2 separate regions of the Homo sapiens genome follow, and region 1 is linked to region 2. Evidence: read pairs that join two places in POLR2A ChIA-PET (ENCODE). Cell type or tissue: Panc1. All regions are shown on one strand. Each heading gives the region's core, and the rest is flanking DNA. Links, peaks and the distances in the headings are about the cores only.

Region 1 (16,504 bases), core at 4,143-12,142, 73 kb before region 2:
TTTTTCATCACATTTTCATTGTATTAGGTATCAGAATTTTTTTTTTTAATTCAGTACAGATTTACGGCCTGGTGTGGTGGCTCACACTTATAATCCCAGCACTTTGGGAAGCTGAGGCAGGCAGATCACTTGAGGTCAGGAGTTCCAGACCAGCCCAGCCAACATGGTGAAACCCCATTTCTACAAAAAATACAAAAATTGGTCTAGGCACGGTGGCTCACGCCTGTAATCCCAACACTTTGGGAGGCCAAGGCGGGCAGATCACCTGAGGTCAGGAGTTCGAGACCAGCCTGGCCAACATGGTGAAACCCCGTCTCTACTAAAAATACAAAAAATTAGCTGGGCGTGGTGGCAGGTGCCTGTAATCCCAGCTACTAGGGAGGCTGAGGCAGGAGAATCACTTGAAACCGGAAGGCAGAGGTTGCTGTCAGCCGAGATTGCGCCACTGCACTCCAGCCTGGGTGAAAGAGCTAAATAAATAAATAAATAAGCTCAGCGTGGTGGCGTGTACCTATAATCCCAGCTACTAGGGAGGCTGAGACAGGAGAATTGCTTGAACCCGGGAGCCGAGATCATGCTACTGCACTCCAGCTTGGGCAACAGCGTGAGACCGTGTCTCAAAAAACAAAAACAAAAATTCAGTACAGATTTAGAACTCTGGAGTTTTTCTTGATAGGAAGCATGACTGACCTGCTGTCCCACAGATTATCTTTCTAATACTAATTCTGTGCCCGTGTTATTTTTGAAGCCTATGTTTTCTCTCTTCTTTGCCATTTCTCCTCCACTACTTGTCCTCCCAGTATTTTACATCTTATTCTTCCAAGTGTTGAGACTGTCAAAGAGTAGGCAGAATATGTTACTTGACATTAGCTTCTTCTTCTTTTTTTTTTTTTTTTTTTGAGACGGACTCTTGCCCTGTCCCCCAGGCTGGAGTGCAATGCCGTGATCTCGGTTCATTGCAAACTCCGCCTCCTGGGTTCTAGCAATTCTCCTGCTTCAGCCTCCCAAGTAGCTGGGATTACAGGCGCCTGCCACTGCATGGCTAATTTCTGTATTTTTAGTAGAGACAGGGTTTCACCATGTTTGTCAGGCTGGTCTCGAACTCCTGACCTCAGATGATCCATCCGCCTCGGCCTCCCAAAGTTCTGGGATTACAGGCGTGAGCCACTGTGCCCGGCCTAACATTAATTCTTAGTTATGTGTACAGTCTTATGGTCACAAAAGCCAAATACTCTCATGCCTGAAGAAAGTAAGCATTTTTAATGCAAAGGTATGAGTAGACAATGATGTGTCCTAAATTTCCAATTTAGTTCCCTTAGAGCTAGCCAAGGAGATAGAAATGGCATCAGAAGAGAGGCCACCAGCACAAGCATTGGAAATAATGATGGGACTGAAGACTACTGACATGGCACCATCTAAAGAAACAGAGATGGCCCTCGCCAAGGACATGGCACTAGCTACAAAAACCGAGGTGGCATTGGCTAAAGATATGGAATCACCCACCAAATTAGATGTGACACTGGCCAAGGACATGCAGCCATCCATGGAATCAGATATGGCCCTAGTCAAGGACATGGAACTACCCACAGAAAAAGAAGTGGCCCTGGTTAAGGATGTCAGATGGCCCACAGAAACAGATGTATCTTCAGCCAAGAATGTGGTACTGCCCACAGAAACAGAGGTAGCCCCAGCCAAGGATGTGACACTGTTGAAAGAAACAGAGAGGGCATCTCCTATAAAAATGGACTTAGCCCCTTCCAAGGACATGGGACCACCCAAAGAAAACAAGAAAGAAACAGAGAGGGCATCTCCTATAAAAATGGACTTGGCTCCTTCCAAGGACATGGGACCACCCAAAGAAAACAAGATAGTCCCAGCCAAGGATTTGGTATTACTCTCAGAAATAGAGGTGGCACAGGCTAATGACATTATATCATCCACAGAAATATCCTCTGCTGAGAAGGTGGCTTTGTCCTCAGAAACAGAGGTAGCCCTGGCCAGGGACATGACACTGCCCCCGGAAACCAACGTGATCTTGACCAAGGATAAAGCACTACCTTTAGAAGCAGAGGTGGCCCCAGTCAAGGACATGGCTCAACTCCCAGAAACAGAAATAGCCCCGGCCAAGGATGTGGCTCCGTCCACAGTAAAAGAAGTGGGCTTGTTGAAGGACATGTCTCCACTATCAGAAACAGAAATGGCTCTGGGCAAGGATGTGACTCCACCTCCAGAAACAGAAGTAGTTCTCATCAAGAACGTATGTCTGCCTCCAGAAATGGAGGTGGCCCTGACTGAGGATCAGGTCCCAGCCCTCAAAACAGAAGCACCCCTGGCTAAGGATGGGGTTCTGACCCTGGCCAACAATGTGACTCCAGCCAAAGATGTTCCACCACTCTCAGAAACAGAGGCAACACCAGTTCCAATTAAAGACATGGAAATTGCACAAACACAAAAAGGAATAAGTGAGGATTCCCATTTAGAATCTCTGCAGGATGTGGGGCAGTCAGCTGCACCTACTTTCATGATTTCACCAGGTACGTGCTTGTGCTTATTCTCAGTATTTCTCTCTACCAGGTTGTAGTCTCGAGAAGACTAAGGACAAACATCATGCCAGGTAAAGTACAGACAGTCACACTGTACTTTGCAAGTTTATTCATACTCCTGCTCTCCTAGACAACTCTTTCCCGCCTTTACCCTCCTCCCACCTCCAACACCTTTTCTATGTTCATTCTCTGCTGATTGTCCTGTTTTTCTTGCAGATAAGTCAAGCAATAAAATAGAACATCGACAAACTTCTATTCCATTATCTACCCAACTACTTGTATCTGTATCCATGGTCTCTGCTTATGAAAGTTCCCGTTTTTATAAGTAAACTGTTCCTGCTCCTAATTAAGACCAACCTCTCCTCATTTTGCCCTAGATTCCATCTCCTCTTTCCTACTCGATATATTGCCCCATGTATTCTTCCCTTTTTTGCCCCTCATACCAATTTAAATCTTTTTTCATTGGATCATTCCCACCCATTTAACAAACGTTTGTTATTTTTCCCATCTTAAAAAACGAAACATTGACCGGGCATGGTGGCTCACACCTGTAATCCCAGCACTTTGGGCGGCCGAGGTGGGCGGATCACCTGAGGTCGGGAATTCAAGACTAGCCTGACCAACATGGAGAAACCCCGTCTCCACTAAAAATACAAAATTAGCCGGGCATGGTGGCGCATGCCTGTAATCCCAGCTACTCGGGAGGCTGAGGCAGGAGAATCACTTGAACCTGGGAGACGGAGGTTGTGGTGAGCCGAGATCGCACCATTGCACTCCAGCCTGAGCAACAAAGAGTGAAAAACTCCATCTCAAAAAAAAAAAAAAAAGTAACATAACTAGACATACCTTCCCAACTTCAGCTTCCAACTACCACTTCACTCCTTTGCTGCCCCTTGTAGGAGAACTCCTCAGAAACTAATCCCATATCCAATTTCTGGCAGATGGAAAATAGCTGAAATCATGCTTCTCTGAAACGTGTGTGGCTTTTGTTATTACCTTTAGAAACCGTCACAGGAACGGGGAAAAAGTGCAGCTTGCCGGCCGAGGAGGATTCTGTGTTAGAAAAACTAGGGGAAAGGAAACCATGCAACAGTCAACCTTCTGAGCTTTCTTCAGAGACCTCAGGTAAGTTAGGAAAACAAAATGAACTCTTTGAAACAAATTAGGGGCGATAGAGTAGTGATGGTAGACATTGTCTCTAGTTCCCTGTTGTATGGTGGTAATCAGCAGTATAGTTTATGAAGTCAATTCTCTTAGACAGATTTTATCTGGTTTAGACAGAATGTCAGCTTGTTATATCTTTAAAAATTACTACTACAGCAAATCAGGATACCTAATTTTTTTTTTCTCCACTGTTTTTTTTGTTGTTGTTGTCGTTGTTTTTTTTTTTTTGAGACAGAGTCTCACTCTGTCGCCCAGGCTGGCGTGCAATGGCGTGATCTTGGCTCACTGCATCCTCCACCTACTGGGTTCAAGCGATTCTCCTGCCTCAGCCTCCTGAGTAGCTGGGATTACAGGCGCCTGCCACCATGCCCGGCTAATTTTTAGTAGAGATGAGGTTTCACCATGTTGGCCAGGCTGGTCTCAAACTCCTGACCTCTGGTGATCTGCCCACCTCAGCCTCCCAAAGTGTTGGGATTACAGGCGTGAGCGACCGTGCCTGGCCTTCTCCACTGTTTTCATAGTGAAGAAAGGACACCCAAATTTTGATCTGGTTCAGCTATTCACTATTCTATCCTGTGTGGTCTTAAGCAAGTTACATAACTTGCCTATATCTCAGTTTACTTAGCTATAATATAAATTAATTGGTCAAATGTTCTCTAAAGTCTTACTAGTTACAGTGTTCCATGGCCCAACAGCATCTACATTACCTGAGAGGCTGGTAGAAATGCAGAATCTTGGGCTCTACCTTAGGCCTTTGTAATTATTATCTGCATTTTAATTAGATCCCCAGATAATTCTAATTTTCATTAAACTTTGAGAGGTACTGCTCTAAGATACTTTCCAATTTAAAGTTTGATTATTCAGTGAATTTGAAGATTACCTGTTTTTAATAACCCAGAAGCATATGTATATGATTATCAACTTGATTTTCTGTTTACTTTTCTGTGACTATGATTGGAATGTGGACATCCTGACATATGGGACATAAGGGCCCATGACTTATTTCACTTAGAATCTCTAATGCTTTGCACACTACCTAGCACAAGACTAGAGCTTAAATAAATGTGTGATTTTTTTTTTAAATGTTGTTTTACTGACTCAACAAATCAGTAAAGATTTATCAAGTGCTTATGGTATACAAAATACACCATGTTAAGGCATATAGATATTTAAGTCCCCGTCCTTGCCCCCTGAATTATTATATTATAACCTGAATGAAGAGATAAGTTCTCAGGCATGAACTCTGAAACCCAAGATTTACATAATAATTGAATAAAATAGTATAAAAGATGGCACTGAATAGCTGCTGATTAATTGCTGAATTAAATGTTATAAATACTGGGGGATACTATAGCCTAGCAATTTTTTGAGCGATGCAATAATTAACCTGAGATATTAAACAAAGGCTAGGATTTAGAGGATATTGGAGGGGTAAGGACAAGAATGAAATCCACTATTTACATATTATAATATTCTTGGAAATCAATTTATTGGGTCAGACTTGACAGGAGCTGGCATATACCTGCTCTTAATGAGACTCTTGCCAGGATCTTGGATCCATATTATATTAACTGGGAGGAAGGTTAGACCAGATCACCTGCTGAAACTCTTCCAAAGGTACTCATCTTAATTGTTAAAATTAATTATCCTACTTAACATTATATATATTTCTCTGTCTTTTGGGAAGTACATTTAGGAGCAGAATGTTGAAATTTAACATATTTGTCTTTCAAAGTAGGATGCTCTGGTTCTGGAATCATGAGAATTTTTCTCTGACCAAAATGTGGATTCAGTATATTTTGTGTGTGTGCGTGAAGTGACTTAAGTCTGGCCTTCTGATCTAGTTCCCAGAATCTGTCTGGTTTGTTTGACAAGTATTAGTTTAATATTGGTGACCTAGTCTTAGAATTATAAATTTTGTCCAAAATCATGTATATTTAACTGAAGCAATTAATAAATTTCACCAAAAAGAGGCAAGCACTAAGAATGACCAATATAAATCAGATGAGATTTACAGGCAGTAAGTGCTTATTTTTAGAGGTTAAAAGATGTGAAATGTTTCATTTTTAAAAGTTCAATCCTGCTACTTCTGAAATTTCAAATATTTTATAAATGTTTGAAAACAATCTTTACCTGAGATGATGATCTGTTAAATATTTTTGCTAGCGCCAGTTAAAAGTGAGAAATGTTTTAGAAAAGACTGTTTTCCTGAGCAAATTACAGTAAGTACTATATGTATTAGTGAAAATAGCCTCCTTAAATTAGTCATTTATATGGTCTGGTTTTTTTGTTTGTTTGTTTGTTTTTTGTTGTTTTTAAGAAACAATAACGAGGAGTTTTTTGTTTGGAATTTTAGCCAACTTCATGTATTGCGGTACCCCTCCCACACAAGCCAAACAAGTTTGCAGACCCAGTGACCGCAGGTCAACCCGGCCCAAGCCTGCCAGGGTCCCTCCTGAGCTGCTGGGAGGCTCTCCTCCATGGAAGACTCTTGATCACAGGCTGGGCCACTGCTCTTTGTCTGAGTCAGGTTGGGTCTCTGGTTCATCCTCCTGTGGTGGGCCTGGGAACCAAAGAAAAAGTATTCATGTTGACTCACTTGAACCCCAGAGGGATCTTGGCAGGGAGGCCTGGGATATAGAAAGCACACCAATAATGATGAAGAAAAAGAAGAAGAAACCAAAGCAAAAGAGATATTCTCAACCACGGGCTGGAGGACCTTCGGATGATGACAATGCAGATAAGCCTAAAGGTCATCCATTTGCAGCTGACACACAAAAATCAGGTGTTCTCCCCAGCCAGCCTACCACTATGGGTACAGAATATGGACTTGTATCTGGAGAAAACTTGAAAAGGGAATGTTTAGTTAACTCCAGTGCAGCCAGACTGGTAGCTGAGAACTTTGTCTCAGAGAGTCTCAGAATTCCTTTATATCCTTCTGAAGAAGCCCCCAAAACTGCAATAAGTTCTCAGTCTAAGCTGAGAGTAGAGGAAGAGAGCAAAAGTAACAAGTCAGTACTACAAAACCAAGACAAGAAATTGCTGAAGCAACATGAATACAAACCACAGCCTGCACCCCACCTGAAGACTCCTGTAGATAAAAGCCAGTCAGTAGGCCCTCTCAATCTGAAAGGACCCCTAGCAGAAGTTTCTGCATACAATGTAGAAACCCCTTTGGATATCAGACTTAAAGAGGGTTGCTCTCCTTTCTTGGACCAAGAGGTTATGGGTGTAGTTTCAAAACCCACAGCAGCAAAAGAAATACCAAATTTGGTACCCACTTTGATAGCAAGTAATCCATTAGAATGTAATCTAAAAGAAGGGAATAATGAAAGTAAAATGACTAAACTGCAGAATGTCAAACTGAAGGAGTTTCCTGAAGGAGCTGAAGAGGATAAAGAACTAAAAAAGGAAGCTTTTCCCAACGAAAGACAAGAGATCAGCATCTTTACTTCTGAGCAGCTGCAGGGCCAAGTGTTGGTACAGGTCCCTGGGGTAGAGAATGAACCATTTAAGAGAATGGCAGGTGATGGCAAAAGCAGGAAGGGAAGGGGAAGTTCTGGGAAAATGAGAACAGATTCTGGGAAGGTAAAAGCAAAATCTGAGCTGCCATTTCTTCTGGACAGCCAGAAGGACGGAAGGGCTGTTCTCATACCGAGTGAGCCAGTCTCTAAAACTGAAGGAATGACTACTCAGGATAAGAGTGAGGAGCTGGGGCTGAATTCTTCAAAGCAACCAGGCACTAAGGCTGATCTCACGGAGGCAGTGGTGATGGGGGAGCCTAAAGAGATGACTCAGCCTAAGGTGGCAGGCACCATGCAGGCATTGATTCCTTTGGAAAGTGGATCAGGCATGACTCAGACTTCTGGTGTTAGCACAGAAACAGGAGATGTAGTCAAAGATATGGGTGTCAATAACCAGAGCAAGGAAGGAAGGTGTCCATGGAAGGATCATGAGGCAGCTCCCTGGATTTCTGAAAAGCCTAAAAAGAGAGGCAATGAAGGCAAAAGCAAAAAGTTTAAAAATAATTATTCCACACAGCCTGCTAGAATGGAGAGGAAGGAAGAAATCCTTAACCCACCTTTTGAAGGGAAGGATGGAGATACTGGTAGTATTCCCCATAAAAGCAAGGAAATAGGATTTACTTTCCCCAAAATGCATGATTCTTCGTTCTCACATACACCAGATACACCCACAGTGGAAGCAGTTGACAGGAAGGGTGGAAATTTTCAGGTTAATTTTGTTGAGCTTGGGACTCTTGGGGAAAACAAGATAAGCACAGTCAAGGCTTCTACTGTTACTGAACCACCTGCCAAGGTGACAGATGTGAGCTGCCAAGAGCAAATCCAGGGGGCAGGATTTGTTCCTTCAGTAGTATCTGAGGAGAATAAGACAGATGCAGCCAATAGATACACTGCAGTGGCTGACAAACCAAGTAAAAGGAGTAATGATGGAAAAAGTAAAAAGGTTAAAAATAGTTCTCCTGAGAAGCACATTCTGGAGAATAAGATAGATGCAACAAAAATACATGTTCCCATGGAAACCACAGGGGACCAGGGAATTGAAGGAATGGCCTATATGGACGAAAATAGAAATATTACATTTACCTGTCCCAGAACACCATCAGAGCTGATAAATAAATCATCTCCTCTAGAGGTTCTGGAATCAGCAGCCTGTGAAAAACTGCCCACTCCTACTCCTCAAGTAGTAAAGGAAGGTGATTCCTTTCCAGATACCTTGGCAAAAAATGGGCAAGAGATAGCCCCAGCCCAGATTTCCAAATCATTAATGGTAGATAACTACACCAAAGATGGAGTCCCAGGTCAAGAAAGACCCAAGGGTCCCTCTGCTGTTGTGCCCTCTACAAGCACAGGAGGAGTTGCTCTACCTATTACAACAGCCATAGAAACAGTTAACATTCATGGAGATCACTCTCTTAAGAATAAAGCTGAGCTTGCTGATTCCATGAAAAATGAAGCAGGGATCGATGAAGGGCATGTGATAGGAGAATCTGAGTCAGTGCACAGTGGTGCGTCTAAGCATTCAGTAGAGAAAGTCACAGAGCTAGCAAAAGGTCACCTCCTTCCTGGAGTGCCAGTAGAAGACCAGAGCCTACCAGGAGAGGCCAGAGCCCTAGAAGGATATGCAGATAGAGGTAATTTCCCAGCACATCCAGTGAATGAAGAGAAAGAGACTAAAGAAGGGTCTGTTGCAGTTCAGATTCCTGACTTACTGGAAGACAAAGCACAAAAGCTCAGTTTTTGTGAGGACCAAAATGCTCAAGATAGAAATTCCAAAGGTTCAGATAGTTTGAATAAGAAGGTAGATCTGACTCTTTTGTCTCCAAAAAGTGAAAATGATAAATTGAAAGAAATTAGTCTGGCTTGTAAAATCACGGAATTGGAAAGCGTTTCCTTGCCAACACCAGAAATCCAGTCAGATTTCTTACATAGCAAAGTCGAAGCTCCTCCTTCAGAGGTGGCGGATACGTTAGTAATAATGACTGCTTCCAAGGGTGTTCGACTCCCAGAACCCAAAGATAAGATTTTGGAGACACCTCAGAAAATGACAGAAAAATCTGAATCAAAGACACCAGGAGAAGGGAAAAAGGAAGATAAAAGCAGAATGGCAGAACCAATGAAAGGCTACATGAGACCCACCAAGTCCCGAGGACTTACTCCACTTTTGCCAAAGTCTACAATCCAGGAACAAGAGAGACATAAGCAACTGAAGTCCGCTGGTATGAACCTGCCATGGGGAAATGTGTGTGCTTGTGGCTTTTGAGTCAGCATCAGAAAGGCAAAGAGCTTGTGTCTTGGCTCCATCCAGACTCTAATCATCCTTGTTAATCATTGGTTTGTTGGCATGAAACCTATAACTGCTACGGTGTGTTTTCTGCAGCCAATGTGTTCCTTGTGTCCTGCTTGAGGAGGCTGGTAACTTGGTTGCATGCCTTTTTTACCCAGCACTGAACGTTGAATTTTAGGGGAAGTTGAATTTTCAATGAATTGTCTAACAAAAGACCTATCATCATCCATTTCTTAATTTTTTTAAAATTGTGCCTCCTATGTATCAAGTTTACAGCTAAATTTTAATCATTACTTGGTATAAGGATTCACAGGAGGAAAGAAAATATTTCATGTCTAGCTATGTGCATGAGATTTTTTTCAATTTATATGTAGCTTGTGCTGGTGGGACTAAATATCCAAACTGCTTTTAGGTTAAATGAAATCAGTCCACCTCCTTATGAGGAAATGGTGGCCTCAAACCAGCATTGGTAGGCACCGATTTATTTGTGTTTCTAGTAATGGGAAATGATCTCTCAATGATACAGATACATTTTTTGACCAGTTTGTTGCTTATATCCATTGCCCCACAGTTCCATGTGGGTTTGAGTTTTGGGCATAGTCTGTGTCCATCAAACATAGTCCATAAAACTTGCCCATGTTGTGTTCCTCATAATTTTACTCTTTTTTGGCTCTATTCAGTCAAGTAATTGGAATGAGATTAAGAAGATGATTCCTTTAAGATTTAGAAATGGTAGCCCCGTTTCCCCCCACCCCCAATTCCCCAAAAAAGTATACATTTAATCGTGGCTTCCCTGAATCTAGCTTTCAAAAAATGTTCCCTTGTCTTTGAGATTTTTCACAGCCTACAAGTGACACTATTTCTTAATCACTGTTTCCCAGCTTGCATGATGTAGCTACTAACTCCAGAATTTAAAAAAAACACCAATTGGTTTTAGTAGCCAGTCAGGCTTTTAGAGAGGTTTCATCATGGGATTGTGTTCTGCATGGTATGGACTTGTTCTTTTGGGTAAAGCTTGTCTATGCATGAGTATGTACCCACTAAGGAATACTGCTGTGTGAGTAAAGAATGCTAAAGGTTGTTATTTGCATAAGACATTCTCATCTTCTCTGTTTTTATCTTCTATTAGCTACCCTATTACCAAGGCAGAAAATGAAATAGTATGTAGAGGGCTTTCCAGCATTCATTGAGATTTCCAGTGTTCTATCCAGTTCTTTCGTTTTGGTTTCTAGACCCATTCTTTAGTTTCAGCAGTGATCTAAAAGTTAACATGTAATTTCTGTGAAATCCCAGCCATCTCTTTTTGCTCAGTATTTCCAAAGAAATGCAGAAAGAGGATTTGTTTTTCTTGAGGAAGCAAGACCAGTACTGCAGAACTTTTGGGGCCCTGCCTGGGTCAGGTCAGGCTCAGAGACTGTGTTAGCAGTGGCCTTACAGAGTGGGTATGGGAAGGATAATGGGTTTGGGACAAAATTTATTGTTTCTTCTATAAATTCTACCACACCTTTCCCCTAAGGACAATGTATACCTTTTTAATAGTTAAAAAAAAATTTTTAAACTAATTGTCGAATAGGTTAATACATTCACATGGTACAAAGGAGTATACAGTAAAACGTAAGTTGGCCTCCCTCCATTAACCGCCTTCCAGCTTTCCCTCTCCAGAGCAACCAGTGTTCACAATAGCTTATATATCCTTCCAGACAATTTATGTATAATAAGTAATAACATATATATTTCCTGATTTCATATAAATGAGACGTATACATACATACTGATGTGTGCTATTCTTTTTAAACTTAATTTTTAAAGAGATCTTTTAAGACTCAGTATAAAGAAGCCAGGCGCAGTGGCTCACACCTATAATCCCAGCACTTTGGGAGGCCGAGGCAGGCGGATCACCTGAGGTCAGGAGTTCGAGACCAGCCTCACCAACGTGGAGAAACCCCATCTCTACTAAAAATACAAAACTAGCTGGGTGTGGTGGTGCATGCCTGTAATCCCAGCTACTTGGGAGGATGAGGCAGGAGAATCACTTGAATCTGGGAGGTGGAGGTTGCAGTGAGCCGAGATCGCGCCACTGCACCCCAGCCTGGGCCACAAGAGGGAAACTCCATTTCAAAAAAAAAAAAGAATCAGTATAAAGAAAGAGGCCTCTTTTTTTTGTTTTTTTTTTTAATCTTTTTTCCTGGTACATGTCTCTAGATATGACTCATTCTTTTTTGATAGCTGTATACTATTTCATTACATAGGTATATACTAATGTATTATAGTACTTTTTTTTTTTTTGAGACAGAGTTTTGCTCTCATTGCCCACGAAGGAGTGCAATGGCATGATCTCAGTTCACCGCAACCTCTGCCTCCTGGGTTCAAGTGATTCTCCTGCCTCAGCCTCCCGAGTAGCTGGGATTACAGGCATGCACCACCACGCCCAGCTAATTTTGTATTTTTAATAGAGACGGGGTTTCTCCATGTTGGTCAGGCTGATCTCAAACTCCCAACCTCAGGTGATCTGTCTGCCTCAGCCTCCCCAAAGTGTTGGAATTACAGGTGTTGAGCCACCGTGCCTGGCCAGTACTTCTTTACTGATGCACATTTAGGTGTTTCCCAACTTTTTTTCATTAGAAATATGGTACATAAACTATCTTTGTATCTATAGGATGTCATCTTCATGTGTGTGCGTCTGTGTAATAAAAAGGGGCTCCGGAGTAAGAATCTCTGGTTTGAAGAATATGTATTCATAATTTTGATGGGTGTTCCATATTGCTCTCTGTAGGCCTACAGAGATGTCCCTTGTAGAGAAAGGTACATCTCTACTCCCACCCTCAACATAGACAAATACCTGTTTCCCTGCCTTTCTCTACTAGTGTGATTTTTTTTTTTTTTTTGGTTATGTGTACTGATCTAATCGGTGAAAAATTATTTCATGGCATAGATTTTGTGTGTGTGCTGTTTTTTGTTTGTTTTTTTTGTTTTTTGAGATGGAGTTTCACTCTTGTTGCCCAGGCTGGAGTGCAATGGCACGATCTTGGCTCACTGCAACCTCCACCTCCCAGGTTCAAGCGATTCTCCTACCTCAGCCTCCCTAGTAGCTAGGATTATAGGTGCCTACCACCACGCTCAGCTAATTTTTTGTATTTTTAGTAGAGCTGGGTTTCACTATGTTGGCCAGGCTGGTCTTGAACTCCTGACCTTAGGCGATCCACTTGCCTCAGCCTCCCAAAGTGCTGGGATTACAGGCATGAGCTACCATGCCTGGCTGTGTTTTATTTTTTTTTTAGTGACTTCTTCATGTATTAACAAGTTTATAAAAGCCAATCCATGCTCTGAAATTATGAAAATATTTTCTTTTCTCTTCTATTAATATTTTTCATTTTAAATTGTTGGCCAATCTAGAATTTGCTTGTTTGTGGGGTTTTTTTTTTTTGTTGTTGTTGTTGTTTTGGTATGTTTTGTTTATAAGGTTGTGAGGCAGGGTTACTTGGTCATCCCACCATCATGTTTATAATCGATCTCCCACTGAACTGCCACCTTTGTCATACCCTAAATTTCTGCATGTATTTGGTCTATTTCTGGACTTTCTTTCCTGATCCATTGATCTTTCCACCAGGCTTCCTAATATATTTTAATATCTAATAGGGCTAGCCCAACCCCTTGCCCTATTATTCTTTTTCAGAGTTGTCCTATTCTTATTTTTTAGTTTTGTAGAAGAAAAATTAATCCACTCAATATTTTTCTTGAAGTCACTGTTTCTAGCTTATCGTAGGGAGAGTTTATGTCTTGCATATCGAGTTTTTCTGTCGAACAGCATAATGTGTTCACATGTTTTGTTAGTCCATCACTGGTGTTTATCTTTGTTCCTCACTTTGAATCATTCATGTTAACTGCCCTGCCCCCATATTGCTACCAATTCTCACATATCTTGTTCTCATTCGTCTTGTGGTCAAATGGTGTCACCCATGGTTTCCATTGTTTGGACAGTAAAGATATTACAAATGGTGTTGGCTGGGCACAGTGGCTCACACCTGTAGTCCCAGCACTTTGGGAGGCTGAGGTAGGCAAATCACTTGAGGCCAGGAGTTCAAGACCAGCCTGGCCAACATGGTGAAACCCCATCTCTACTAAAAATACAAAAAGTAGCCACGCATGATGTTGCATGCCTGTAATTCCACCTACTCAGGAGACTGAGGCAGGAGAATCGCTCTCTTGAACCCAAGAGGCAGAGGTTCCAGTAAGCCAAGATCACAACACTGCCCTCCAGCCTGGGCGATAGAGTGAGTGAGACTCCATCCCCCGCCCCGCCCCTCTCTAGCCCCCCCGCCCAAAAAAAAAAAAGATATTATTAGTGGTGTTAGTAAAAATAATAGTACCTCTAACTAATCCGGGTGTTAATAATAATAGCACTGGCCAGGCGCAGCAGATCACCTGAGGTCAGGAGTTCGAGACCAGCCTGGCCAACATGGTGAAACCCCATCTCTACTAAAAATACAAAAATTAGCTGGGTATGACAGCGCACGCCTGTAATCCCAGCTACTCAGGAGGCTCAGGAGAATTTCTTGAACCTAGGAGGCAGAGGTTGCAGTGAGCCAAGATCGCACCACTGCACTCCAGCCTGGGAGACAGAGTGAGACTCCATCTCAAAAAATAATAATAATAATAATAGCACCTACCACCTATTGAGTTGATTTTATTTGCCTGGTTATCTGGAAATAGGTAAATAGATCATACACACACACATAAAATAACACTATTAAAGATTATCTCCATTTTTCAGGTGAGAAAATGGAGGCTGTCAAGGTCACATAGCTGGTGAAGTGCCAGGGTTAGAATTTGAATCCAAGTCTTTATGTTTCTAAGATCCATGCTTTTCTTAGACTTGCTTCAGAAGCTTCCGGAAGTTTCAGGTACTTAAAAAGAAAAAGATGAAGGTTGACAATTAGTAAACATAAAATAGACTTTTTTTAGTATCTAGGCACTAATTAAACACTTTTCTACTTGGAGAAATAAAGATACATCATGAAAATATAAACTGTGAATTAGAGGTTAATTTAGGATTAGAATCTAGGTCTTTTGACTCTGTCTAGCATTTTATTGTCCAGAGAGTCTGTGTTTGATTTATTTACATGTACTTTTTAACACCCAGCCTAGAGCTTTATATATACATGATGCCTAATGACATTTTTTGAATTATAAGTGAATTATCTTTTTGCTGATCTTACCCTGTTTAGAAGTAGGGAAAGTGAATATATTGCCAAAGTCTCTTCCAGCTTACTGTTTGCTCTACTGTTATTTTTTCATGCTGCTGTCAAATTTAGGGAAACTTTAACAGAAGGTTTCTTTGCATACTATGCATGTTCTTCCAGGCAGGGAAGATTAATGCAATACGTCAGGAAGTCTAAGCTCAACTTTTCAGAAAAGGACTTTTTTTTTTTTTTTTTTTGAGACGGAGTCTCGCTCTTTCGCCAAGGCGAGAGTGCAGTGGCGCGATCTCGGCTCACTGCACGCTCTGCCTCCCAGGTTCACGCCGTTCTCCTGCCTCAGCCTCCCGAGTAGCTGGGACTACAGGCGCCCACCACTATGCCTGGCTAATTTTTTGTATTTTTAGTAGAGACGGGGTTTCACCGTGTTAGCCAGGATGGTCTCGATCTCCTGACCTCGTGATCCGCCCGCCTTGGCCTCCCAAAGTGCTGGGATTACAAGGGTGAGCCACCGCACCTGGCCAGAAAAGGACTTCTTATGGGATTGTGTTTTTTGTGAAGGGAAGCACAAACTTGAAAGGATGATCCACATTAGATTCCAATACCCGCTCCATGTTAGTTGTTCCCCTGGAAACCAAGTAGAACTGTGAGTGACAGTGTACTTGCTATGCTGCTACTGTGAATGGGACAGTTTGGGATCCCTGTAAATAGGCCCTCCCTTTGCCATAGTGAAGCCTGGTCTTCTTATAATCTGGCTTTCATTTCTTTCTTCAGTTTGCTTGAGCTCATCAACTGTCTACCAGCAGCTGGGAATGTCAGTTTATGGTGAGAAACTCTCTTGGTGTGAAACTTGAAGTAATTTATAAACCCAGAATTCTAACAGTTTCAAGGCCCTTGTACATAAATAAAATATGCTCAGCAGATGAAAAAACCATTTGTTATCTTAGAACTTGCTACTATTTTACAACTGGAGAAGTACCCATTTGGTAATGTCTTTTCTTAACTGTAGTGCCATTTGTGAAGTTCCTTTCCTCATTACTCTCACCCCACTTGCCCTCTGATTCAACTGGCTTCTTTTTTTTTTTTTTTTTTTTTTTTTTTGAGACAGAGTCTCCCTCTGTCGCCCAGGCAGGAGTGCAGTGGCACAATCTCGGCTCACTGCAACCTCTGGCTCCTGGGTTCAAGCAGTTCTCCTGCCTCAGCCTCCTGAGTAGTTGGGATTATAGGCATGTGTCACCACGCCCGGCTAATTTTTGTATTTTTAGTAGAGATGGGGTTTAACCATGTTAGCCAGGCTGGTCTTGAACTCCTGACCTCGTGATCCACCCACCTCGGTCTCCCAAAGTGCTGGGACTACAGGCATGAGCCACTGCGCCTGACTCCACTGGCTTTTTTTTACTACCATGCTGATGAAATTTATTGGGACTAGTCACACAACTAAAAATAGCTACCATTTATTGAACCTTACTATATACTCATTGCCATCCTAAACTCTTAACCTCCAAAAAATACTGTGTGGTCATTACCTTGTTTGAGCCAGAACATTTAAATATTCTTTGAAATGAATCAAGCAACAATTGATTATCCTACTTTGTTTTGTTAAATTTGTATTTATTTTTTTGAGACAAGGTATCACTTTGTCACCCAGGCTGAAGTGCAGTGGCATGATCACGGCTTACTACAGCCTCGACCTCCCAGGCTCAAGTAATCCTCCTGCCTCAGCCTCCCAAGTAGTTGAGACTACAGGTGTGCACCACCATACCTGGTGAATATTTTTTGTAGAGATGGGGTCTC
Region 2 (16,504 bases), core at 3,612-11,611:
TTGCTGCCTCATCAAAGCCTTCCTCCCCTAATCCTTCCATCCCGCCTCCCAATCCCTACATGGCACCCGACCCATCTGTGACCCCATCATATACAGATGCACGTGGAATTTCCTGTAAATGTCGATTATAATGCAACTTGATCAAACAAGCCACTGGAAGGAAAACACTGTGTCTTACCTCCCTACATACCTAAAGCCACCTCACCAGAGATAAAACATAGCATTCCAATACCTCACGCACATGGGTAAAACTAGTCTTGTGTTCCTGTCACCTCTAATGGCTGGACTCTGCTCACCCTTCGGAGCCCAGATCAAACACTCCCTCCTTAAAGAAGTCTTCCCCCAACAGGGGCCAACCCCCTGCCTCTGGGCGTGCTGGCACCATCAGCTATAAGGACCTAAAGGACAGGAATCTGGTCCTCATACCACAGGAGGTGCCAACACAAGCTCCTTGCTGCAGGAACAGGCTTCTGCCCTCTCCCCAGACTTCATGGGTTTTACCCACCAGCCTCACTGACAAATGGCCCTCCAGCCACTGCAAAGCTTGCTCCTTCCCAGACAGGCCCCTACCATGCCAAGGTGCTTCTGCTCACAGTGCGTGTGCATCAGGCCAAAGCTCAGATGCCTCCAGTTCTACTCAGTCCTTGTTCTGCCCTCGAGTCACAGGTAGCATATCTGTGCCCTCTTTATCTCACCAATTGCCTGTCCCCTCTTCCTCGTCTTTCTCCAGGTTCTTGTTACCTCTCACCATCAGCTGTAACTAAAACATGGTTCCCAGAGCCAACTGTACCCATGAAATGGTGCACCTGACCATTCAGAGTAAAGCAGGCCCATTTCTATCTTGGTCTGCAAACTAAACCTCCACCAACATGGGTTGAGATTACTAACTCCTCAGGCAGTCAGAGACAATCCCAACTCCCTCCCACTACTGTGCCATCAGCTAACTCCACCAGCCCCTTTCAAGAGAACGGCCATGGCCAGGAGCGGTGGCTCACGCCTGCAATCCCAACACTTTAGGAAGTGAAGGTAGAAAGACTGATTGAGCCCAAGATTTTAAGACCAGTCTTCGCAACACAGTGAGACCCTTGTCTCTACAAAAAATGTTTAAAAATAAGCTGGGAGTGGTGGTGCATACCTATGGTCCCAGCTATGCAGGAGGCTGAGGTGAAAGGATCGCTTAAGCCTAGGAGATCGAGGCTGCAGTGAGCCATGATCGTGCCACTATACTCCAGCCTGGGCCACAGAGACCCTGTCTCAAAAAAAAGAGAACTGCCAGCTGTCTGCCACACTGTCTCTACCTTGATCCTGACTGCTTCCTCAATCATCACTGCAGTCACAAGTCACATTATTCATTCTGCCCACAAAACCCGGGTTATCAGGATCATACTGGACACCAGGTCTGCCTCTCAAAACAGGCCCGGCTCCTCCCGGCTTTATACTATTCAGAACAATGAGCAAGTTTCCTCCCGGCCTCACCAGGTTCAGGCCAACAGTGTGGAAAATGCTGGGTCACGGGCAAAGTATCTCCACAGGGCCTCTGGAAAAGCCATGGCAACAGCCACAGGGCCTACAAGCGAGGCCTGCATACCAGCTGTCTTTGTGCCAGGCAAAAGGCCTGCTGTGGTGGTTTCATTTCCTAGAAAATGGGACCCATTTGCCACTGGCAGAGGGGAGCTTCAAGACATTCTCATGCACCACACCCAGGACCTTCCTGGACTCACCTTCAGTTTCTTGCAGGCCAAGGCTGCCGCCTTATTCTCAGCCTCTGCTTTGCGGCGCCCTTTGGCAACAAAGGTCATGGGGCAGGGCCAGAGCAGGGTGAGTGTAGACAGCTTGGTCTTGGTGCCCACAGTATGGAACTGCATGAGGTTCTACATGGAAGGCAAGAGAGATGGTTACAGAAATGTAGGGAATGGGAAGAGACTTGGGGCATTCTCAGAATGCCAAGGAGCCCAGAGACAGAATGAGCCACCATCTCAGCAGGTGCCAGGCGTGAGCCATGCTAGAGGTGCTGCTGCATAGCCAGGAGCAGGCCCATGGGCTCAGGCACCCTAGTCCCAGGCTCGCTTCTCCTGCTATACCTCGACTTCCACTGCAGAAGACAGTGCTTGGGCAATGCCATCACCTGCCCTCCTAGCCCACTGTCATCTCGGCAACATCGTGGCAGCTGTGGGTTGAAGCTGTCAGCATGAGCTAAAAACCAGGCACATCCTGCGGGAGCAAAAAGACCCTGCACCTGGACAGAAGCTCTGCTTAACTGTTGTACTTAGGCGAGTTAAGGAAACGCCACACTTTGAGACGAATTAAGAGTCCTTTATTAAGCCGGCGGCCAAAGAGACAGCTAATGCTCAAAATTCTTTCGGCCACGAGGAAGGGGCTCGATTAACTTTTATACTTAGGTTTAGGAAGGGGAGGGGGACTTAAATGTAATAATTCTACAGAAGTAAAAACATGCAAGAATCAAAAGAATCAAAATGGTTACAGAGTGATAAACAACTTAAAAGACAAATGGTTACAAGAAGAGCAACAGTACCAGGTGCAAGATTCTAAATCTTTCATTATAATTAGATATAGGGTCTACGCCAGACACGAACTCAAGGTTTTATGTTGTTATCTCTTGGAGAAAATTCCTGGGAACTTCATATATTGTTGGTGTTCGTACCTTATCAGTTAATTAGGCTCCTTTGAAATGCTGAGGATCTGTTTACCCAGGCCAACTCCTTACGAAAGGGGGTTGGGTGAGGAGCCCTTAGTGTCTTGTAAATTAAGGGGTCAATTGGGGTTTGTACGGCTTTCTTAGCTAGAGAGAGTCTTATTTTACATGAGAAGCAAGGCTAGGTGATTAAAGAGACAAGCAGGACAAAATTCAAAGCAACGAGTTAAAGTAAAAACAAGGTTAGGCATTTCATGACCAAAGCCCCTTCGCCTGGCAGCAAGAGAGAAATTCATACCTCACCAAGACCCACACCTCTAACCCTTCCCCACTGACAATCCACCGCCCAGAAGAGGTATGGGTCTTCTGCTCTTGCGGCCCCCAAGCCCACTCCCTGTGCTGCTGAGGCTTGACCTCCATTCCATCACACCTGCTGCTTTTCCTCCCAAGCAGGAGTTCCTCCACCTGGCCTAGGTTTGGGCTGGAGGAACACACCCCCTCAGCCCTCTCTAAACCTGCCTTTAGGGAACACCAGACATGACCAAGTAAACGGCCCCCACACAAACTTCTAGGAGACCCAACTCACCTTAGCTGTGGAGGATGACGTTGCAATCTGAATCACCTTGGCCAGAAGGTTCTTGGGAAGTGGAAACTGGGTCAGAGCCCTAATGGCACTGTCGTCATCTGTCATCTCAAAGGAACTCCCCCTGGGAGGACCAAAAGTTTAACTGAAAGAATTCTCTCTTCCTGGACCAATTTCCCTGAGGCTCTGCGATGTAGGGGTGAGGACGCTGCGCTGCAGCAGGGAGCCAGAAGGGCAGAAGGCATGAAATGGATGGGAAACCGGGCGTCTCTGCTCCTCCCACAGCCACACTGCATGGGGACTGCTCCCTCCATTCCCTCACACAGATAAGATAGCAGAGAGCAGGGGCTCCATGCTGCTGTTCTGCAAAAGCCCAGCCACATAGAAGACCACAGCTGGCTGTCCCCCAAGAATGGGCAGACACACACTGAGTGATGGGGCACACAGGCTGAAATGTGAGGCAGGGGCGCTCCCATCTCAGAGAAAGCTAGCAGAGAACATTCGCCCATCCCCGTGTCAAGGCACAGCCAGCCTCTGCTGCATCCCCATCCTCCATCTGTACCTTGAGTCCCTGAGTGGAGCGTGGGAATCCTGCTGGGTCATGGACAAGAAGTCGGTAACATCTATGGTCCCTTCTTCTAGCTCTTCCTCCTCGTCCTCCTCTTCTTCCCGGCCTAAAGAGCGGGATAGGCCCCCAGGTCCCCCTGGTCGAATACTCTCTGGATTCAGCTGCCGCCAGGAAGTAGGGGGCATGGTGGGTTCCGGACGCCACCAGCTGTCGGCAGGGGAGCCAAAGCGATCAGCTAGCACTCGGTATTTGGCTGCGTCAAACAACTCATTCCGGGGACCTAGCAGACCCCAACCCTGGAGGGGAAAAGGGACGTTTTAAGGATTGATACCATCTTTACACCTCAGTCGGCCTGGTCCGTGTCCAGCTACACCGTTAAGTTGTGTTGTGCAGCCGTGGTTTTTCATCTGTTTACCCACTTCAGCCCCTAGTCCAGAACTGGGCATGGAACTCTCAAAGATGCCTAGCTTTGATGCAAACAAATAACCCCACATGGCAATGGGTGAGCAGAAGATACTGTTTGTTTTTTGTTTTTTTGACACAGGGTCTCGCTCTGTCACCCAGACTGGAGTGCAGTGGCACAATCACGGCTCACTACAACCTCTGCCTCCTGGGCTCAGGTGACCCTCCCACCTCAACTTCCAAAGTAACTGGGACTAAAGGCATGCACCACAACGCCCAGCGAATTTTTGTAGCAACAGGGCTTCACCATGTTGCCCAGGATGGTCTTGAACTCCTGGACCCAACAGATCCGCCCGCCTTGGCCTCCCAAAGTGCTAGGATTACAGACATGAGCCACCGCACCAAGCCCAAGAAGATACATTCACATAATGATCTAGGAAGCTTCAGTAAATACAGCAATTAAAAAGTACGTAGGGCCGGGTGCGGTGGCTCACACCTGTAATCCCAGCACTTTGGGAGGCCGAGACGGGCGGATCATGACGTCAGGAGATCGAGACCATCCTGGCCAACACGGTGAAACCCTGTCTCTACTAAAAATACAAAAAAATTAGCCAGGCGTGGTGGCGAGTGCCTGTAGTCCCAGCTACTTGGGAGGCTGAGGCAGGAGAATGGCGTGAACCTGGGAGGCGGAGCTTGCAGTGAGCCAAGATCATGGCACTGCACTCCAACCTGGGCGACAGAGCAAGATTCCGTCTCAAAAAAAAAAAGAAAAGAAAAGAAAAAAAAATACGTAGCCAGACGGGCACAGTGGCTCACACCTGTAATCCCAGAACTCTGGGAGGCCCAGGCAGGTGGACTACTCGAGGTCAGGAGTTGGAGACCAGCCTGGCCAACATGGCGAAACCCCATCCTCCTAAAAATACAAAAATTAGCCGGGCGTGGTGGTGGGCACCTGTAATCTCAGCTACTCAGGGGGCTGAGACAGGAGAATCGCTTGAACCTGGGAGGCAGTGGTTGCAGTGAGCTGAGATGGGGCTGCTGCACTCCAGCCTGGGCAATAGAGACTCCACAAAAAAACAAACAAACAAACAAACAAAAAAACCTATGTAGCCCACACCATGAAACGGATACAACTTCTGTTATAAGAAGTTATATATAAGAATATAAGAATCCTGAAGGCTGGGCACGGTGGCTCACGCATGTAATCCCAGCACTTTGGGAGGCCGAGGTGGGCGGATCACCTGAGGTCAGGAGTTTGAGACCAGCCTGACCAATATGGAGAAACCCCGTCTCTACTAAAAACACAAAATCAGCTGGGCATGGTGGTGCATGCCTGTAATTCCAGCTACTTGGGAGGCTGAGGCAGGAGAATCACTTGAACCTGGGAGGCAGAGGTTGCGGTGAGCTGAGATCGCACCATTGCACTCCAGCCTGGGTAACAAGAGCAAACCTCCGGCGAAACTCCGTCTCAAAAAAAAAAAAAAAAAAAAGAGAATATAAGAATCCTATGTTAGGAATACATTCTAGAGAAATAACTTGAAATGTTAAAGCTATTTATACAAAAATATGATTTTAAATGTGTTATAGCTTCATGCTTTTCTACAGAAAATATAAATTAAACATTGCCTAAGTCTCTAGCATGTACGCAGCAACATGTTGGCCACCTAAGCATCATCAGGAGAGACAAGACCTGGTCCTTGCCCTCAAGCAGTTCGGAATATAAGAGGCAGTTAGCCAGGGGTGGTGGTATGTGCCTGTAGTCCCAGAGACTTGGGAGGCTGAGGCAAGAGGATCACTTGAGGCCTACAGATCGAGGCTGCAGTGAGCCATGATCACACCACTGAACTCCAGCCTGGGTGACAGAGCAAGACCCTATCTCCAAAAACAAACAAACAAACAAACAAGGAATCTAAGCAGCAGAAGAGAAATGCAGATGGCCAGGGTCTAAGGAACAAAGACGTGGGTGAGATGAGTGAGCAGCTGGGAGAACAGGAGCAACTGCAAAGAAAGCACAGGTTGCAGGAGCTGCCACTGGGAGTGGTAAAGGCGACAAAGTCTGCGGGACAGCAAGAACAAGGCCTGTCAGGTGAACATCAGGGCCATGTGACAGCAGACAGCACGGGCCACGGGCCAGGAACCTCTCTACAGTGAGCTTTCAATCCCACCCAACTCATGACAAGCTGGAGAGTGACCATGGCCTGCCTTCATAAAACTTTCTCCTTGGGTTTTTGAGATAATTAAATTTAATTTTAAAAATTCTATTCACAACAGTAACAAAAACCATCACCTACCTAAGGTGAACTAAGGTGGGTCAGAAAGGTATGGACTAAGCACACAACTTGGCAAAAGGATGTAAATCCATGGAGATATATGTTCCTGGATGATAGAACTTTTATGTGTGAGGAGACAAAAACCTCTTAAATTAATCCATAAATTGAACACAATTCCAATCAAAGTCTGCAGAGGCTTCTTATTAAGCATTTGACAAACCAATTCTAAAGTCTGTCTATTAAGAATAGACGCGTGAAAACCGCAGGATTATGGGACAGACGATGGGGCCAAGGTATGCCACACACACATTCGCGAACCCTTGGGGCAGGGCCCGATCCAAGGCTCAGCTGCCACACTTTTGCGTCACCGCCTCCCTTCTGACAAGAATGCCTCTGGTTCCACAGAGCAGCAATACAAGCATCCCTCCTTGGCCTGGCTTCCCCAGCAGGACAGCACCGTTCTCCCCCTGCCTTTGCAACCACTCTTTCACTAGACCAGAGGATCTCGTCCCCACAGGCTCACTGCTGGTCCTGGCCATGCTCCCACACCGGTCCTGAGCTGTACCAACATCCACCAGCCACTGTTCTTGCCATAACCTAGGCGCCAACCCATTGCTCGTCCACAGCTCCCCCTGCTGGCGCATGCTGCCCCTCCAACCCATTCTCCCTCCCACCTCCTCAACTGTCCAGGAGCTGTCCGTGCAACTTCTCTAATACCTTTTTGTTGTTGTTCCTTTTTAGAGACAGAGTCTCACTCTGTCACCCAGGCTGGAGTGCAATGGCATCATCTCGGCTCACTGCAACCTCTGCCTGCCAGGTTCAAGCGATTCTCCTGCCTCAGCTTCCTGTGTAGCTGGGATTACAGGCGTACGCCACCAGGCCCGGCTAATTTTTGTATTTTTAGTAGAGATGGGGTTTCACCATGTCGGCCAGGCTGCTCTCGAGCTCCTGACCTTGTGATCCACCCGCCTCAGCCTCCCAAAGTGCTAGGATTACAGGCCCTCATGCCTGGCCCTCTAATACCGTTGAAGAAACCTCCTCCACAGCTGCCGCTGGTATTCTCTTCCATCCAGTGTCCCTGTCTCTGGTCTTGCCAAAAACTACTGCTGTCAGTGATTTTCCCTAAAAGCAAACTTGGCTGTGTCATTCTATCAATTACCACTAGTCAGAAGCCCTGGCAGCCACAGGATCAAATCATTCTGCCCCTGTGACAGTGAAGGCCCTGGAGTTCTAGCTCCTCCCTGCCCGTCTACCGCATGGCCCAGCAGGCAGACCCACATTCATTCTCATTCCCCATAGCCACGCATATTCACCCGGGCTCTAAGCCACATTGGCCTGAGTCTGGAGTGCCTTGCTCCAGCCCTCGGCCCTGGCAAGGACCATTCTTCAAGAATAAGCCTCTTCTATTTAGGAGGCTGGGGTGCATTTATGTCCTCCCGTGGACACCTTCTTCTTGGCTGTGGCTGCTGACTCAGTCCCCTTTGTGCTGCCAGCACGTCTCACCAAGCCTATGGGCAATGCAGAAAAAGACATCTGATTTGGGGGGAAAGGGAAACGCTGAAGAACTGGGAGTACAGCTATTAGAGAATAAAAGGCTGAGTTCTAGAATAAAAAACAACTCCTATAACCACAACAAGATCTCATCTCACACCCATTAGGATCGCTATGATCAAAAAAACAAAAACAACTAGGCTGGGCACGGTGGCTCACACCTGTAATCCCAGCACTTTGGGAGGCAGGCAGATCGCGAGGTCAGGAGTTCAAGACCAGTCTGGCCAATATGGTGAAACCCTGTCTCTACTAAAAATACAAAACTTAGCTGGGCGTGGTGGTGCGCACCTGTAGTCCCAGCTACTCGGGAGGCTGAGGCAGGAGAATCGCTTAAACCCAGGACGTGAACGTTGCAGTGAGCCGAGATTGCGCCACTGCACTCTAGCCTGGGCAACAGAGCAAGACACCATCTCAAAACAAAACAAAACAAAACAAAACTATACACATAGATGGGGAAGAGAAAAAGAGATGGAGAAAAATGTGATAATGACCTGCTTCAGACAGGCTGGGATGGCCGGGCACAGTAGCTCATGTCTGTAATCCCAACACTTTGGGAGGCGGAGGCAGAGGCAGGCGGATCACCTAAGGTCAGGAGACTTTGAGACCAGCCTGGCCAACATGGTGGAACCTCATCTCTACTAGAAATACAAAAATTGGCCAGGCGTGGTGGCAGGCACCTGTAATCCCAGCTATGAGGGAGGCTGAGGCAGGAGAATCACTTAAATCCAGGAGGCAGACAGAGGTTACAGTGAGCCAAGATCACGCCATTGCACCATTGCACTCTAGCCTGGGCGAAAGAGAAAGACTCCATCTCAAAAAACAAAAGTCTGAGTTTAAAGTGCCTTCAAACATCCAGCCAGCCAGTCAGCCAGGCAGAGAAGGATTTCTCAGCTTCAGCATAATTGCTATTTTGAGCAGGGTAATTCTTTGCTATAGGGGGCTGTCCTGTGTACTGTAAGCTGGGAAGAAGCATTCCTGGCCTTGATCTTACAGCTGCCAGTAGCACTCCTCCACCTGTGTCCAACGAAAATCCCTACAGACATTGCCAAATGGCCCCTGGCCACTCTCAGCACTTTTTTTCAACATAGTACTAAAAGTACTAGAAAGTGCAGGCAGACAAGAAAAAAAGGCATCCAAACTGGAAAGAAAGAAGTAAAATTATCCCTGCTTACAAATGACATATCTTATATATAGAAAACCCAAAAGAGAGCCAGGCACAGTGGCTCATGCCTATAATCCCAGAACTTTGGGAGGCTGAGGCGGGTGGACCACCTGAGGTCAGGAGTTTGAGACCAGCCTAGCCAACATGGTGAAACCCCATCTCTACTAAAAGTACAAAAAAATTGGCCGGGCGCAGTGGCTTACACCTGTAATCCCAGAACTTTGGGAGGCTGAGGCGGGTGGACCACCTGAGGTCAGGAGTTCGAGACCAGCCTAGCCAACATGGTGAAACCCCATCTGTACTAAAAGTACAAAAAAATTGGCCGGGCACAGTGGCTCACACCTGTAATCCCAGCACTATGGGAAGCCGAGGCAGGCAGATCACCTGAGGTCAGGAGTTCGAGACCAGCCTGACCAACATGGAGAAACCCCATCTCTAGTAAAAATACAAAATTCCAGGCGTGGTGGCACATGCCTGTAATCCCAGCTACTCGGGAGGCTGAGACAGAACTGCTTGAACCCAGGAGACGGAGGTTGCAGTGAGTTGAGATTGCGCCACTGCACTCCAGCCTGGGCAATAAGAGCGAACCTCCATGTCAAAAAAAAAAAAAAAAAAAATTAGCCAGGCATGATGGCACATGCCTGTAATCCCAGGCACTCGGGAGGCTGAGGCAGGAGAATTGCTTGAACCCAGGAGGCAGAGGCTGCAGTAAGCCGAGATCGCGCTGCTGCACTCTAGCCTGGGCAACAGAGCAAGACTCCATCTCAAAAAATAAAAAATAAAATAAAAAATAAAGAAGTTCCTCAAAAAATTAAAAATAAAACTACCATATGGTCCAGCAATATCTGCTCTGGGTATATACCCAAAGGGAATGAAATCATCAGCTCATAGGGATGTCTGCACTCCCATGTTAACTGCAGCATTATTCACAACAGTCAAGATACGGAAACAACCTAAGCATCTGTCAAAGGATGAATGGTACATATACACAACAGGATATTATTCAGCCTTTAAAGAAGAGGAGATCTGGCCAGGTGCAGTGGCTCATGCCTGTAATCCCAGCACTTTGGGAGGCTGAGACAGGTGGATTGCTTGAGCTCAGGAGTTCAAGACCAGTCTGGGCAACACTGGAAGACCCCATCTCTACAAAATTAGCCAGGTGTGGTGGCGCACACCTGCAGTCTCAGTTACTCCAGAGGTTGAGGTGGGAGGATCTCTTGAGCCCTGGAGGTGGAGTCTGCAGTGAGCCATGATCGCACCACTGCATTCCAGCCTAGGCCACAGAGCAAGACCCTGTCTCAAAATAAATAAATAAAAGTAAAAACATGGATAAACCTGGAAGACATTATGCTAAGTAAACCAGACACAAAGAAAATACCACATGGGCCAGGAGTAGTGGCTCACACCTGTAATCCCAGCACTTCAAGAGGCCAAGGCGGGCAGATCACTTCAGGTCAGGAGTTCAAGACCAGCCTGGCCACCATGGCGAAACCCCATCTCTACAAAAAATACAAAAATTAGCTGGGTGTGGTGGCACATGCCCGTAGTCCCAGCTACTCGGGAGGCTGAGACATGAGAATTGCTTGGACCTAGGAGGCGGAGGTTGCAGTGAGCCAAGATCACGCCACTGCACTCTAGCCTGGGCAACAGGCCGAGACTTGGTCTCAAAAACAAAACAAAATGAAAATACCACATGATCTCATATGTGGAATCTAAAATAAGCTGAATACACAGAAACAGAGTAGACCTGGTAGTTACCAGGGGCAGGAAGAAAAGAGAAATGGGGAGATGTAGGTCCAAGGATGTAAAGTTACATATATATAAGAAGAGTAAGTCTAAAGATCTAATGTACACCATAAGGACTATAATTAATAATACTGTATTATAAACTGGAAATTTGCTAAGAGAATACATTTTTTTTCTTTTTTGGAGATGGAGTTTTGCTCTTGTTGCTCAGGCTGAAGTGCAGTGGCGTGATCTCAGCTCACTGCAACCTCTGCATCCTGGGTTCAACCGATTCTCCTGCCTCAGCCTCCCGAGTAGCTGGGACTACAGGCATGCACCACTATGCCCGGCTAATTTTTGTATTTCTAGTAGCGACAGGGTTTCACCATGTTGGCCAAGCTGGTCTCGAACTCCTGACCTCGTGATCCGCCAGCCTCAGACTCCCAAAGTGCTGAGATTACAGGCATGAGCCAGCGCCCAAGAGTACATTTTAGGTGCTCTTTCTTTTTTTTTTTTTTTTTTTTTGAGAGAGAGAGAGAGTCCTGCTTTGCTGCCCAGGCTGGAGGTCAGTGGTATGATCTCGGCTCACTGCAACCTCTGCCTCCCAGGTTCAAGCAATCCTCCCACCTCAGCCTCCCAAGTAGCTGGGACTACAGGCAAACACCACCATGCCCTGCTAATTTTTGTATTTTTTATAAAATACAAAAAAGGCTTTTCGCCCTGTTGCCCAGGCTTGTCTCAAACTCGTGGACTCAAGTGATCCGCCTACTTCAGCCTCTCAAATTGCTGGAATTACAGGCATGAGCCACCATACCCAGCCTTAGGTGCTCTTACCACAAAAAAAGATAACTATTTGAGGTGATGGATATGTTAATTTGCTTGAATATAGTATTCATTTCATTCTGTGTTTATGAAAGTGTATGTGAATATGAAACACCATACTGTACACATTAAATAAAGACAATAAAAAAATAATTATGCCAGGAGCCGTGACTCACACCTATAATCCCAGCACTTTGGGAGGCTAAGGTGGGAGGATAACTGGAGCCCAGAAGTTCAAGACCAGCCTAGACAACATAGCGGGACACCATCTCTACAGGAAAAAAAAAAAAAAAAAAAAAAGAGGCCAGGCACAGTGGATCACACCTGTAATCCCAGCACTTTGGGAGGCCAAGGCAGGCAGACTGCTTGAGCTTAGGAGTTTGAGACCAGCCTGGCCAACATGGCAAAACCCTGTCTCTACCAAAAATATAAAAACATTAGCTGAGCATGGTGGCACACACCTGTAGTCCCAGCTACTTGGGAGGCTGAGGTGGGAGGATCACTTGAGCCCGGGAGCCAGAGGTTGCAGTGAGCTGAGACTGCGCCACTGTACTCCAGCCTGGACAACAGAGTGAGATCCTGTCTCAAAAAGAAAAAGAAAAAAAAAAAAAAAGAATTAGATGTTCCGTGAGGAACAAAATCATCCATGGTTGAGAATCACTGAGGTAGACCTACCCTATGGGAGATGGATATTTTCGAGACATTAAACACAGAGAGAATGGTTGAACCTGTAAGAGACAAGATTCCCCAGGGAGGAAAGAAAATTAGCTGGGCATGGTTGTGTGTGCCTGTAATCCCAGCTACCTGGAAGCTGAGGCAGGAGCTCTGGAGTTCAAGACCTGCCTAGACAACATAGCTAGACCCCATCTCAATCAATCAATCAATCAAGATGTTTTAGAGGGTGGAAGAGGAAAAGGTACTTGAGAGTGACCTAGAGAGAAAAGAGAAGCAGAGGTCTTCCAGTGGCTGAGGACGAAATGCATGGCAGTGCCAAGGCTACAGAGCACTGTGGGGATACAGAGGTACACAGAGGCCAGGCAGTCAGCGCACATCTGTAATCCCAGCACTTTGGGAGGCCGAGGCAGAAGGATCGCTTCAGCCCAGGAATTAGAGACCAGCCTGGGCAACAGAGTAAGACCCTGTCTCTATTAAAAAAAAAAAAAAGATATTAACTGGCTCTCAAGTTAATATAAAATGGATCATTTTATCAGCCCCTCCAGATATAACCATTCATTAAGAATAGTTCAAGATTCAACAATAAGGAAAATGCCAAGACGATGGGAGAGAGGAATAAAAAAAAAAAAAAAAAAGAAAAAGGAAAAGGCCTTCAGAGAGAAAACTAAATACCTAAAGTGTGCAACAAGGAAAAGTATTTAGAGTGGTCCACTAAAGCCTTTTTTTTCTGTTTTAAATTGAGTAAAATACACATAGGCTGGGTGCAGTGGCTCATGCCTGTCATCCTAGCACTTTGGGAGGCTGAGGCGGGAGGATGGCTTGAACCCAGGAGTTCAAAACCAGCCTCAGCAATATAGTAAGACCCCATCTCTATTTAAAAAAAAAAAAAAAAAGTAACTAGAGGGCATGAACGAAGATGGCCAAGTCAGCAGAGTGGAGAAAATACAAGCACAGAGAGCTGTTTGCAGTGGATCAGAGCCAAGGGAAAAAATCAGAGCACTGAATATTTTTGAGGCCTATAGAAAAGAACCAGAAGAGGAAGAATCTGAAAATTAAACAAAAGGGCAAGAGAGGAGATGCAGAAGAGACACAGAAAAGGGCACTGTTACAGTCTGGGTATCTGCCCCCTCCACATCTCATGCCAAAATGTGATCCCCAATGACAAAGGTGGGCCTGGTGGGAGGTGTTTGGGTCATGGGGGCAGATCTCTCATGAATGGCTTGATGCCCTCCCCACAGTAATGACTGAGTTCTTGCCCTGTTAGTTCACACAGGAGCTAGTTGTTTCAATGACTCTAGCTTCTCTCTTGCTGTGGGACACACCAGCTCCCCTTCCCTTCCACCATGACTTCCTGAGGCCTCACCAGAAGTCAAGCAGATGCTGGCACCAGGCTTCTTGTACAGTTTGCAGAACTGTGAGACAAATAAACCTCTTTTTTTTTTTTTTAATACATTACCCAGTCTCATGTATTCCTTTATAGCAATGGACTATTACAGGAACAGAGAAAAGAGATGGGTACTATGGGGGCCCAGAATAGCAACAGGGCCTCTTCAAGTGCAGGAAAGAGAAAGGAACAGTAAAATCCTGGAGACCATGAGTAGAAGAGAAGCTGAGGGAATACGCATCCTGTGGCTTTTTCTTGTCAGAGCAGAGATGAAGACTTAGCAACCTGGCCGGGTGCGGTGGTTCACACCTGTAATCCCAGCACTTTGCGAGGCTGAGGTGGGAGGACTGCTTGAGACCAGGAGTTTGGGACCAGCCTGGGCAACATGGAAAAACCCCATCTCTACAAAAAATACAAAAACATTAGCCAGGCATGGTGGCGAGGCCTGCAGTCCCAGCTACTGGGGAGGCTGAGGTGGGAGGATGGCTTGAGCCTGGGAGGTCGAGATTGCAGTGAGCCATGATCATGCCACTGCACTCCAGTCTGGGCAACAGAGCAAGACCCTGTCTCAGAAAAATTAGAGCTAGGCACGGTGCCGCATGTTTGTAAACCCAGCACTTTGGGAGGTGGAGGCAGGAGGACTGTTTGAGGCCAGGAGTTAGAGACCAGCCTGAGCAACATAGTGAGACCTCGTCTCTACTAAAAATGAAAAAATTTATTATTATTTTTTTTTTGTGACGGAGTCTCATCCTGAGGCCCAGGCTGGAGCGCAATGGTGTGATCTCGACTCACTGCAACCTCCGCCTCCCAGGTTCAAATGATTCTCCTGCCTCAGCCTCCCGAGTAGCTGGGATTACAGGTGCCTGCCACCACACCCACCTAATTTTTGTATTTTTAGTACAGACAAGGTTTCACCATGTTGGTCAGGCTGGTCTCAAGCTCCTGACCTCGTGATCTGCCCACCTCGGCCTCCCAAAGTGCTGGGAATACAGGCGTGAGCCACCGTGCCTGGCCTAAAAATGAAAATATTTTTAAAAATTAAAAAAAAAGTTGGCCAGGCATGGTGGCTCATGCCTGTAATCCCAGCACTTTGGGAGGCCGAGGTAGGCAGATCACAAAGTCAGGAGATTGAGACCATCCTGGCTAACAAGTTGAAACCCCATCTCTACTAAAAATACAAAAATTAGTCGGGCATGGTGGCGGGCACCTGTAGTCCCAGCTACTTGGGAGGCTGAGGCAGGAGAATGGCATGAACCCGGGAGGCAGAGCTTGCAGTGAGCTGAGATCTCGCCAGCCCAGGCAACAGAGCGAGACTCCGTCTCAAACAAAAATTAAAAAAAATTAAAAAATTTAAAAAAAGTAAGACAGGACTACATTGCGATAGAGAAAAACCTACATGAAATGATGAGAAAAGAAAAACAGAAACCAACATGGAAATATATCCCTCACGCTGTGTGTCGGAAGTTTTTCATAAAGTAGTTCCTCTCTGTAGTTTTTAAAACCACAGAAGATAGGCTGGGCGGTTTTTAAAACCACAGAAAATAGATTACGAGCTCACGCCTGTAATCCCAACACTTTGAGAGGCCTAGGCAGGTGGATCACTTGAGGTCAGGAGTTCAAGACCAGCCTGGCCAACAGGGTGAAACCCCCTCTCTACTAAAAATACAAATATTAGCCAGGCGTGGTGGTGGGCACCTGCAATCCCAGCTACTTGGGAGGCTAAGGCATGAGAATCACTTGAACCTAGAAAGTGGAGGTTGCAGTGAGCCAAGATCGCATCACTGCACTCCAGCCTGGGCAACAGAGTGAAACTCTGACTCAAAGGAAAAAAAAAAAAACCAAAAACACAGGAAAAAAAAAAAAAAAATATATATATATATATATATATATATATCTCATTGGCTGAACAGTAAGAAAGGAATCAGGAAGTGGGAAGGGCTCAGGGCAGGTGAGTGGTAGAACACTGGGCCAACCTCTACCAATAAAAACAAAGGGCAAGGAGTTTCCAGGAGGAAGGTCTCAGTGGCTTTCACTGAGGAAGGGTCACCTTGAACAGCTGGCAGGCTGCAGCTGCAGCCTGCCGCTCAGCATCGATCTTCTTGCTGCCATAGCCTTCTACCTCCACGCTCTTGGGCCATTTTATGTGCAGTGTGACTTTCTGGGGAAGAGAAGAGAGAAATCAGAAGTCTTGCCACTCCAGACTAGAGTTGTTGCAAATTACATGGAAAATAAACAGTGGTGGACCTCACAGCAGCAGACCTCACAGCAGCAATGTGCTAGGTTCAGAGTTGAGAACAGAGGACAGAACCCCAATCCCATCATTAACTCCTTATAAGGCTCTAACTGTCTCACCGTGAAACAATCTGTTCTACCCCAAGTTGTTTTGCTCCTTCAAGGTGCCATGTTCTAGCCAGAGGCCAAGCCGGGATCCATCTTCATCTTTTTTTTTGAGACAGAGTCTTGCACTGTTGCCCAGGCTGCACTGTTGCCTCACGCCATTCTCCTGCCTCAGCCTCCCAAGTAGCTGGGGCTACAGGTGCCCACCACCACGCCCAGCTAATTTTTTGTACTTTTAGTAGAGACGGGATTTCACTATGTTAGCCAGGATGGTCTCGATCTCCTGACCTTGTGATCCGCCCACCTCGGCCTCCCAAAGTGCTGGGATTACAGGCATGAGCCACCGCGCCCAGCCTCATCTTTTTTTTTTTT

Evidence for each region. ChIA-PET counts read pairs that join two places held together with the same protein. Peaks named below come from ENCODE experiments on the same cell type or tissue, not always from the same donor. Only the 100,000 strongest peaks of a DNase experiment are listed, where the experiment ranks them.
Region 1: POLR2A ChIA-PET joins it to region 2 with 13 read pairs; 7 of 35 experiments call an interaction of 5 or more read pairs at or near these places.

Annotation. Positions count from the first base shown.
Region 1 is chr3:47,901,981-47,918,484 of GRCh38, reverse strand. MAP4 (microtubule associated protein 4) reads left to right here. Exons shown (of 21, transcript NM_001385682.1): 7 at 1,311-2,534; 8 at 3,546-3,668; 9 at 6,064-9,447; 10 at 15,485-15,535. Among named protein-coding and RNA genes, the nearest start is that of MIR1226, 61 kb to the right of the region's middle. In Panc1, for the core only: no CTCF peak of the experiment used is centred there; a DNase peak (open chromatin) is centred at 7,504.
Region 2 is chr3:47,828,473-47,844,976 of GRCh38, reverse strand. DHX30 (DExH-box helicase 30) reads right to left here. Exons shown (of 22, transcript NM_138615.3): 6 at 15,843-15,953; 7 at 3,799-4,100; 8 at 3,240-3,360; 9 at 1,722-1,871. Among named protein-coding and RNA genes, the nearest start is that of MIR1226, 13 kb to the left of the region's middle. RefSeq lists enhancers at 2,726-3,232, 6,560-7,378. In Panc1, for the core only: a CTCF peak has its summit at 7,099 (motif pointing left); a DNase peak (open chromatin) is centred at 7,094.